2 separate regions of the Homo sapiens genome follow, and region 2 is linked to region 1. A link is an interaction called in ENCODE POLR2A ChIA-PET data of the cell type or tissue named here. Cell type or tissue: MCF 10A. All regions are shown on one strand. Links, peaks and the distances in the headings refer to the core of each region. The heading gives the core; the rest is flanking DNA. Region 1 holds the start of LOC101929460 (a long non-coding RNA gene). Region 2 overlaps LOC124901469 (a long non-coding RNA gene).

Evidence for each region. ChIA-PET counts read pairs that join two places held together with the same protein. Peaks named below come from ENCODE experiments on the same cell type or tissue, not always from the same donor. Only the 100,000 strongest peaks of a DNase experiment are listed, where the experiment ranks them.
Region 2: POLR2A ChIA-PET joins it to region 1 with 5 read pairs; 2 of 35 experiments call an interaction of 5 or more read pairs at or near these places.

The regions. Positions count from the first base shown.
Region 1 is chr6:169,033,324-169,038,708 of GRCh38, forward strand. It overlaps LOC101929460 (a long non-coding RNA gene), which reads right to left and starts at 2,320. Exons shown (of 2, transcript NR_134622.1): 1 at 2,250-2,320; 2 at 848-1,737. In MCF 10A, for the core only: no CTCF peak of the experiment used is centred there; a DNase peak (open chromatin) is centred at 2,338.
Region 2 is chr6:169,084,683-169,090,067 of GRCh38, forward strand. The region is part of intron 1 of LOC124901469 (a long non-coding RNA gene); the gene reads left to right. Among named protein-coding and RNA genes, the nearest start is that of LINC01615, 76 kb to the right of the region's middle. In MCF 10A, for the core only: no CTCF peak of the experiment used is centred there; no DNase peak of the experiment used is centred there.

The DNA.
Region 1 (5,385 bases), core at 68-5,067:
ACCTGCACAATGTGCACATGTACCCTAAAACTTAAAGTATAATAATAAATTAATTAATTTAAAAAAAGAAGTTACTGAAAAATAAAATAAAATAAAATAAAATACTCTAAAAAAAAAAAAAAGAATTGTCATCTTCCAAACCTTAGACATGGCCAGACATCCCCAGTGGGCTGCCAAATCCTGTCACCGTGTGCCTTCCTTAATCCAACCAGGAACTGTGTTTTACCTTTCTACCCCACACTCCTCCCAAGATGCTCAACCTTGGTTTCATCATTGTACAGATGGCTGCAGACTCAGTTGTCCAACATTCCCCTGGGGTGAGCTGATGACCTGAACCCTAAGAACGCTCGATTTGAGAACAATGTGATTTAGTGTTGTTTTTAAAGACACTAAGTTTTGCGGTGCTTTATGAAAAGCAATGGCCAGCTTGGAGAGTGAAGTGGCAATGGGGGTCATTGAAGCTCAACTGCTGTGGTCTTCCCATCCTTCAAGGTCAAGGGCACTCATCTGATGTGTAGCCTGGGGGCAGCAACAGAGACTAAAAATCCAGGGAATCAAATGAGGCAGTTCACAGCCAGGGAAGAGACTTCCATAGGGATGAGGACTAAGGCAGATAACTCCAGGATAAAATAAAAGTGACTGCACTTTCTTGCACTGCTTGGAGTCGGCTACCAAGTATGCTCAAGCATTGCTAAGAGTATCCTGATGGACGGATGCAAAAAAACAGATGTCTGCTTAGTATGCTGTGGTCAATAAATAATTAACTTGCTTTGTAAGAAGCTGTCTCAGATTGCAAATAGACCGTACCCTAGTAGGAAAGGATCAATAAAGCACAATCACTCTATTGGCCAATTAGCTGCATATTATTTAATCAAATGTGGAAATCCATCTTCTTGATGATCCATGCATTAGCCTGTTATTGCAATGCTGTAAAGAAATACCTGAGGCTGCATAATTTATAAGGAAAAGAGGTTAAATTGGCTCACAGTTCTGCAGGCTGTACAGGAAGTATGGTGCTGGCGTCTGCTTCTGGTGAGGCCTCAGGAAGCTTCCAATTGTGGTGGTGGGTGAAGGGGGCCAAAGCATCACATGGCAAGAGTGGGAGCAGGAGAGGAGGGGGTTCCCAGACGTTTAAACACCCAGAGCTCAGGTGAACTGACTGAGTGAGAACTAACTCATATCAAGGGGTTGGTGCTGAACTGTTCATGACATGACTGATTCACTTCTGTGATCTAGTACCTCCCACCAGGCCTCCCCTCTAACACTGGGGATCACATTTCACATACGTTTTGGAGGGACACACATCCAAACCACATCAGCACACATGGTCTCCAAATGTCATTTAGCCCCTCCTCATGCGATGTCAGAAGGCTGACGCCTGGGGGTGTGCAGCTTTCCAGGACATCCTTCCTGAAGGGTTGCAGCAATACTTTAAGTGTTACATACCCATGTGCTATGCCAGTGTCAGCTTTAAGGATGTGTAATAGCCAAGGGTTGAGCCATCTGGGACCAAATATCCGCTTTGCATAGACAGTGTCCATGGTGTGGATTAACCTGCTCCTGTCTGCTGCTGGGACTGGGTGCCGGCTGCTGCCGTTTTCATTTCCCGGGAGCCCTTGCTGGCCTCATAGGGTAGCATCACATGAAGGCTGCCTCCCGATGCCCAGCGCTGAGGTGTGAAGACTGCACTGTGTTCGAGACACGAGTTCCACGTGGTTGCTGCCTCCTTCACACGTCCTGTGATGGATTTCTTTTTATCAGGTGGTCTCTTGTCTGTGGTTAGCATATACACATAGGACATGAAAGACACAGGGCATGACTACAAGCCATGCATTTTCCCAGGGATCAGGACACACAGAGAGAGTTCTCCCTGCTGCCCTCCGCCCACATCATAACGAACACTCAGCTGGAGAGCTAAGAGAGGGGTCAGGGTTGAGAGGTCAAGAGTTCTGGGGTCCCTGATTATCTTCCGTCGTCGGGAGAAAGAGGAATCTGTAAGGCCTAAGCGGATGGCATGGATGCATGTAATGAAGACCGGGAAGCAGATCCTGGGTGGGAGAGCTGCTCTAAGCAGAAAAACAGCCAACTCAAATCTACCTCTGGCTGAGCCTGAGCGTCAGAGCAAGGCAGGGAAGAGTGCCCGGAATGCTGAGCCAGCCCAGGCTGCTGCAGGCTGCACTGCATGGACCTTAGCACCAGCAATGTGTGCACAGAAAAGCCGGTCCTTTCCGTTGTCACCGATTGCTTACCAAAGTGAATCTGGGTAGCGTCGACTCTGCTGTTGAAAGTATCTGATTTTCTGCTGCATGGATTCCTTCCCTAGGGCCAACTGTGATTGCAGACTTAATCACCGAGAAAACTTGTACCCTATAGGATAATTTTCTTGGTTTCATGCCCATACCAACTGAAACACCAGACAGACTTTTGTAAGTACCACAGGCATGTCTGGTTTTTAAGCTTCAGCAGAGATTTTTTTTTCCATTAACAATATGAAACAGACTTAAAAGAAATACAACAAAGTAATGTTCTCCTGATTTTTTTTGTGCTGATTTTGCATTTCCCTAAACTGACATTAATTTTTAAGCATACTTAATTTTAAGCTTTTTAATAAATAATATATTCAGTAGAAATCCACTCACATGCTATTCATAATTTGGAGAATTTTTGCTTATGTTGCTTTTGTTGCAATGGGGAGTCACAGTACTTTGACTATAGAAACACACACCAAAATTATGATTAGAATGTAAGTAAAAAAACAATGTGGTATGTAGCTGTCTAACAGCACTGGATGTAAAAGAATTAAACAGCACAATACATAACAATACAAAAGACAACTCCCAAGTATGTGCCAGGTTTCTTCTGATGAATTGCAAAGAAGGGATAACAATATATATTATTATTATTTGCTACTATCCCATTAAAGAAGTCTGGTTCTGGCCTCCAGTGGACAGAGGCACAGACAGGTGGAGCTGTACCTGTGGATGTACACGTATGCACACATACAAGTCCGTATGTCTAGACCGGCAGCCTTGAGCACTCAGGCCAGTTAATATCATCCCATTTTTTATGTTTCAGCTGATACTATTTTTGAACTATAAAATAAAATGTCTAAACATCAGAAAACAAGCATTCTATGTCTCTCTTGGAGGCAGGAATATCTTTTCATTGGTTGACAAAGTGCACTTCATATCTGAAGTTAGATTTTTATTCTTCCATGATGAGGATTGTGACTCAATACGTCAGTTGGTCCTGGCTCTCTTGATCTAAGGACACACAATATTTCAAGAGTATTTGGAATGCTTAGCTTAACTAAGATGGTTTCAGTATGAATGGGAAATCGGGACATACATATTCAAAATGCATGTTGTTTTATGAATAAATTAATCCATTAAGAATAACTAAAATGATATGACAAAATGCAAAGACATACTTGTCTCTAAGTTTTAAATAATGCAGTGAATAAATCTATCTTTCTTGATATAAACACACAGAGAGATAAAATTATCTGGAAAGATATATACCAAGGTGTTGTTGGTTTTATTGTGGGTAATTTTTTAAATATTTATTTTCCTAAAATTTTGAATTTTCTAAGTGTCCTGTAAGAGATATCTATTTCTTTATTCTTTAAGATCACATTTTTTTAGTACACAGAATTATAGGTGTAGAAAAACATTGATGCAAACATCCCCATTGAAAAATAACATTTATATAGTTTAGTTTAGAACTTTTGAATGCAAAAGAAATAAACGTAGGCTGGGCACAGTGGCTCACACCTATAATCCCAGCACTTTGGGAGGCTGAGGCGGGTGGATCACGAGGTCAGGAGATTGAGACCATACTGGCTAACATGGTGAAACCCCGTCTCTACTAAAAAATACAAAAAATTAGCCGGGCGTGGTGGCAGGCACCTGTAGTCCCAGCTGCTCAGGAGGTTGAGGCAGGAGAATGGCATGAACCCGGGAGGCGGAGCTTGCAGTGAGCCGAGATAGCGCCACAGCACTCCAGCCTGGGCGACAGAGCAAGACTCCGTCTCAAAAAAAAAAAAAAAGAAAGAAATGTAACACATCCATGAACAGAATTAACAACAAAAACCATCTCAATAGATACAGAAAATGCATTTGATAAAATCCAGCATTGCTCCATGATGAAAACCCTCAACAAACTAGTCAAAGAAGGAACATACCTCAAAATAATAAAGCCCATATACAACAAACCCACAGCCAACATCATACTGAACAGGGAAAAGTTGAAAGCAATCCCTCTAACAACTGGAACAAGACAAGTGTGGCCGCTTTTACCACCTCTATTCAACATAGTACTAGAAATCCTAGCCAGTGCAATCAGGCATGAGAAAGAAATAAAAGGCATTCAAATTGGAAAGGAGGAAGTCAAATTATCACTGTTTGCTGATGATATGATCTCATACCTAGAAAACCCTAAAGACTCCTCCAAAAAGCTCTTAGATTTGATAAATGAATTCAGTAAAGTTTCAGGATACAAAATCAATGTACAAAAATCGGTAGCATTTCCATACACCAATAATAATCAAACTGAGAACTGAATCAAGAAGGCAATTCCATTTACAATAGCTACACAAAATAAAATACCTAGAAATATATTTATCCAGGGAGGTGAAAGATTTCTACAAGGAAAACTACAAAACAGTGATGAAAGAAATTGTAGTTAACACAAATAAATGGAAACACATCTCATGCTCATGAATTAGAAGAATTAATATTGTTAAAATGGCCATACTACAAAAAGCAATCTGTAGATTTAATGTAATTCCTATGAAAATATCAATGCCACTTTTACAGAATTAGAAAAAAAACAATTCTAAAATTTATATGGAAACAAAAAAGATCCCAAATAGCCAAAGCAATCCTAAGTAAAAAGAACGATGCTGGGGGCATCACATTACCTGACCTCAAATTATACTGCAAGACTATAGTGACCAAAACAGCATGGCACCATAGTATGAAACAGCAGTATGAAAATAGAGACATATATCAATAAGCAGAATAGAAAAACCAGAAATAAAGCCACATACTTATAGCCAACTTGTGACAATGTCAACAAAAGCATACACTGGTGAAAGAACACTCTTTTCAATAAATGGTGCTGGGAAAATTGGATTGCCATATGCAGAAGAATAAAACTGGATTGCTATCACTCACCATATATGAAAATCAACTCAAGATGGATTAAGACTCAAATATAAGATCCAAAACTAAAAACAACACTGCAAGAAAACCTAGGGAAACTCTTCTGGACATTGGTCTAGGCAAAGACCAATAAAAACAAAAAGCAGTAAAAACAAAAATGGAAAAATGGGACTTAATTAAATAAAAAAGCTTCTGCACAGCAGAAGAAACAATCAACAGA
Region 2 (5,385 bases), core at 141-5,140, 51 kb after region 1:
CAGCAAGCCTCCAGCTCCGGTCCCCTGGACCCGCCTTTTAGACTCTTATTCTGTCTCTTTCTAACTCCTTTGTCTCCGCTGGACTCGGGGTACCCGCCGGGTGATGTGGGGCTGGTTTCCCCAACAGCTTTCTCACTGCTCACTGCCTGTATCCTAATCTAGTGCCTGATACTTTCAGGCAGCAGCCCACATCTAGGAACCGATTTTTGTATTGGCAGCATGGACTAAGGTTACTATGTGTTAAGTAACAATTCCCACAAAACATACTACGTTCAAACTATGAAAGGTTATTTTTCACTCAGTCTACACAGTGTATTTCAGGTCAGCAGGGGGCTGTGCTCATCAGGGAAGCAAAAATACCTGGTCAACAGGGAAGCCATCGTTTTGAATTTTGCTACCCACCATGTTGGCAGAAAGAGAGTTCTTGACAATTTCACTCCTGCGATTAAATGCTCCGACTAGAAATGATACACATCGCTGGCCAGACCTAGGCACATGGCTCCACCCAACCACAGGTGGTCAGCTGATGCAATGTTCCTGGGAGACAGACATTTAAAGATATTTAGAGAAGAGCCTTGATATATACTCTCCTTCCCAAACACCAACACCCCTGACTCCAAAATGACAGCACTGTTAGCTTTTTCACTGAATTCATACCCTGAACTGGGTTTCACAAATGATGACTTTTATAACCAGTAGAAATAGTTAAATAAAAAATTCACTTAAGCTCCCAGCAAACAAAACGTGCAAATGTATTTTACACTCAGCAATATACTAATGAATCTCCCTGTCTGCACTTGACTTAGGATAGCACAGGGCACACGATTCAGGAAACGTTTTTCAGCTAACAATCAATATTGGAATCCAGCACCATTTCATACGCACAGGAAGACATTACTCTACAAACAGGAAATGAACACAAAGACTTGAGCTCCGGAGTGCCAGACTCCATCTTGCCAATTATGTATTTCCCCAAATTCTCAAGTCCTTTAGTACAAGAAGTCCACTTAATTTCTTTCTCTAAATATGCTTTACAGTGGCCTGCAGTAATGTGTGAGCCATATGCCTCTCCTAAGCACCTTCTCTTGTGAGACTGCCTCTCCTCAAAGCTGTGCCGGGAGCCAGGGACCGTAGTGAGAGCCACACAACATTTGCTCATGAGCAGGTTTTTTGACCATTTTCATAGATATCTCTGAATGTTTCAATTTGAATGATGTCCCTAATCATTTTTAAACGTTGTTAACATTTGCAAATCTACAGCTATAGCTACGGAATGACTATGTTCTAGTATTTGTCAGTTCTATAAGAAAGGCTGAAAATTATGAGCTCTATAACGATAACTACATCAGACAATTTACAAATGTGTTTAAATACACACTTCGTACTGAAATCATGGTGTGTATGAAAACGACTACTTTATTAGAAGGTACTATCAACATAATTTCGGAGTTTTCCAGATAGCTCAGGGTACACTAGTGTCAGAGCTGTTTGAACCAGAGCAACTCCATCTTGAATACGCCTGAGTGAAACAAGGCTGAGACCTGCTGGGCTGCATTCCCAGACGGTTAAGGCGTTCTGAGTCACAGGATAAGATACGAAGTTGGTACAAGACACAGGTCATAAAGACCTTGCTGGTAAAACAGGTTGCAGTAAAGAAGCTGGCTAAAACCCACCAAAACCAAGATGGTGACGTGAGTGACTCTGGTCGTCCTCACGGCTACACTCCCACCAGCACCATGACAGTTTACAAGTACCATGGCAACACCAGGAAGTTACCCTATATGTCTGAAAAGAGGAGGCATGAATAATTCACCCCTTGTTTAGCATATAATCAAGAAATAACCATAAAAATGGGTAACCAGCCGCCCTCAGGGCTGCTCTGTGTATGGAGTAGCTACTCTTTTATTCCTTTCCTTTCCTCATAAACTTGCTTTCACTTTGCTGTATGGACTCACCTCAAATTCTTTCTTGCACGAGATCCAAGAACCCTCTCTTGGAGTATGGATTGGGACCCCTTTCCAGTAACACTAGTACCTGCTTACCATAATGAAACACTACCAGTTGAGATGAGAAATGCATTTTTTTTTTTCGAGACAAAGTCTTACTCTGTCACCTGGGCCAGAGTGCAGTGGTGCCATCTCAGGTCACTGCAACGTCCGCCTCCTGGATTCAAGCAATTCTCCTGACTCAGCCTCCGAGTAGCTGGGACTATAGGTGCATGCTGCCATGCCTGGCTAATTTTTTTTTTTTTTTTTTTTTTGTATTTTAGTAGATACAGGGTTTCACTGTGTTGCCCAGGCTGGTCTCGAACTCCTGAACTCAGGCAATCCTCCTGCCTCGGCCTCCCAAAGTGCTAGGATTATAGGTGTGAGCCACCGTGCCCGGCCGCATATCTTAAAACCTAAAGAATTAGAAACAGAGAACCCATTTTAAAATGAGTCACTAAAGTCTGCTTATGTGTCAACAATATGTAAGTTACTTTTTTTTTTTTTTGAGACAGAGTCTTGCTCTGTCACTCAGGCTGGAGTGCAGTGGCGCGATCTCGGCTCACTGCAACCTCCGCCTCCCAGGTTCAAGCAATGCTCCTGCCCCAGCCTCCCAAGTAGCTGGAATTATAGGTGCCTGCCATCATGCCCGGCTAGCTTTTTGTATTTTTAGTAGAGGTGGGGTTTCACTGTGTCGGCCAGGCTGGTCTCGAACTCCTGACCTCAAGTGATCCATCTGCCTCGGCCTCCCAAAGTGCTGAGATTACAGGCGTGAGCCACCACACCTGGCCTGTAAGTTACTTTTAAACACACTGAAACAAAGTGTGTAGCTCCAAGAAACTACAAAGAGGGAAAACAGTTTCCATTCAGTGCCTTGCAGGATTTGTAAGAGGCTTTCCATGTTGGCTTGTGAGCAGCAGGAGTGAAAGAAGCTGGGATGGAGGAATGCACACTGGGCAGGGAGAGATGGAAAGGAAAAATACCAGCTGTCTCTGATTGCTGACAGCAAAGAAAAGACAGGGAACAACTGCAAAACCAATGCTTGTTGGTAGGTTTTCAAATCACTCCCAAACTCCCCTCTTTCACTCCTCTACCCGCTCCCACCCCCCGCAATACCTCAGAAAAAGTAACCTTTCCTTAAGTACAAAAACAAACAAAGGAAAGAAAGCTTATGGGAGTTGGGAAAACATAAAGAATGTAAATGAGCCTCCACATCTTTCCCAATGAATGTGGAGCAGGAATTCCCACTGGAATGTTGGCATTCCATATTTTTCCAACCCAGTATTTTTGGTGGAATTGCTGTTCAGACATAAACATTTACTCTCCTTCTCCGATTCCACAAGTCAGGGGCTCATTTCTATATAAAAGAGTGACAACAGAGAGGACATTCATTTAAATCTACTGTAAATTCCAGGCCCTCAAATAATTTGTTAAAAATCCGTTTAAAAAGATAAATAGTAATTTTGCTCCTGAAAGTGTTATGGGAAATTTTTATATTTTGTCTTTAATGAATCAACAGAAAGAAATGAGTTTTTTTTTTTTCAAGAATAGCTGTTCTTTGACATTTAATTTTCTCAGCATTGCAGCCTTCTGAAAATTGTGTATAGCAAATAAGATACGAAATGTGCATACCCTCAGCATTAAAATTATTTCCTAGAGTAATTTTAAGTCTTGCAACAAAAATAAATTCTTGACATTGCTCATTTAAGGAGTGGAACTGTTAGGAGTTATAACACTATACACAAATCTAATCTGCCTATCATAAAACTAATTATCATTTAAATAAAACAATAAATTTGAAGATGAGTCAATGGCAGGAGACCAGGCATGTCCTCAGACTTAGCCTTGACCAAGGTAAAACAAATCTCTTTTGCCCTGAATCCAAGTGATGAGATGTAGGCTGTGCAGTGTCAAGACACAAACATGCAAAACGGGTCTAGAATAGGATAACCCTTAGAATTAGGTTATGTCAGATAATGAGCAAATGATGATAATTTGGCAGAGTATCAGGCAAAGATACATACACAGGAATAATTTATAACAGTTTTAAGAATGTTTATACCACTACACTTTTTTCCAAATAATCCACTATCAATTGCAAAGATATTTAAGATAAGCAAGAATCAGGTCCCTGAATAATTCTTAAAAAATAATCTAGTCCAGTTGACCAAGCACACACTTCATCCTTTTGGTCAGTTGCTGTTGAGATTTTGCGGTATCCATGGTGGGGTAGGAGCTCCTGGCCTCCTCCCCTGTGACCTGTGACCTGTGAGGGTGATAGGCCAGCAGTCAACCTCACTGAGCTGAACGTTGCTTTTCTTAAGCTTCCAAATGCCAGGACAGGCCAGCCCCTCTGAAACAACCCAGAATGAAACACCCTCTCTCCCATGTTCCATGCTTTTCATATCTGGGTGTCCATCACACTGACCCCTTCAATCCTTCCTCTTGGAAGCTTCACATCCCTATTTCCACCAAATCTGCTTAGAGGACTAATTCAAGAGTCTTCATCATATATGGATGAGCTTTCTTAAAACGTGCTTCAGTTTGTCAATACATTTTATAAGTCATCGATTACTTAATACAATAATGAAGACATGAAAAATAGTGGAGCACAGCAACTTACCTTTAGGTCTCTAGTGTCTAACTCAGTGCTCAGCTCACAGAATGTGGTCAGATAAGGCACAGAATGAAGCCAGTTTGTCTCCTCAGAGTAGCATTTAATTTAGGGGTGGCCACAGAACTCCTTTGAATTACACTGAGCTGGCAAACAACTCAAGGCCTTATTCTTTTCCCATTTTGCCTATTATATGGGAAAGCTCTCCTTGACCCCGTGTGTATATTTGCTTTTACAGGGTAGAAGTGCAGTTATTTGTAGTTTATTTTCCGTATATTTCCACATTTTTCATTTTCAACAAGAAGCATTTAAGATATGTATAATGAAATATTAAACACTATATTTTCATTATCATTAATTGATATGGTTTGGTTCTGTGTCCCTACCCAACTCCCACCTTGAATTGTAATAATCCTAACTTGTCAAGGGCAGGACCAGGTGGAGATAACTGAAGCATGGGGGCAGTTTCCCCCATGCTGGTCTCTTGATAATGAGTGAGTCTCATGAGATCTGATGGTTTTATAAGCATCTGGCATTTCTCCTGCTTATGCTCATTCTCTCTCCTGCTGCCCTGTGGAGAGGTGACTTCTGCCATGATTGTAAGTTTCCTGAGGCCTCCTCAGCCATGCAGAACTATGAGTCAATTAAACCTCTTTTCTTCATAAATTACCCAGTATAGGGTATTTCTTCATAGCAGGGTGAGAATGGACTAATGCAGTAAATTGGTAGTGCAGAGAGTGGGGTGCTGCTATAAAGATATCCAAAAATGTGGAAGCAACTTTGGAA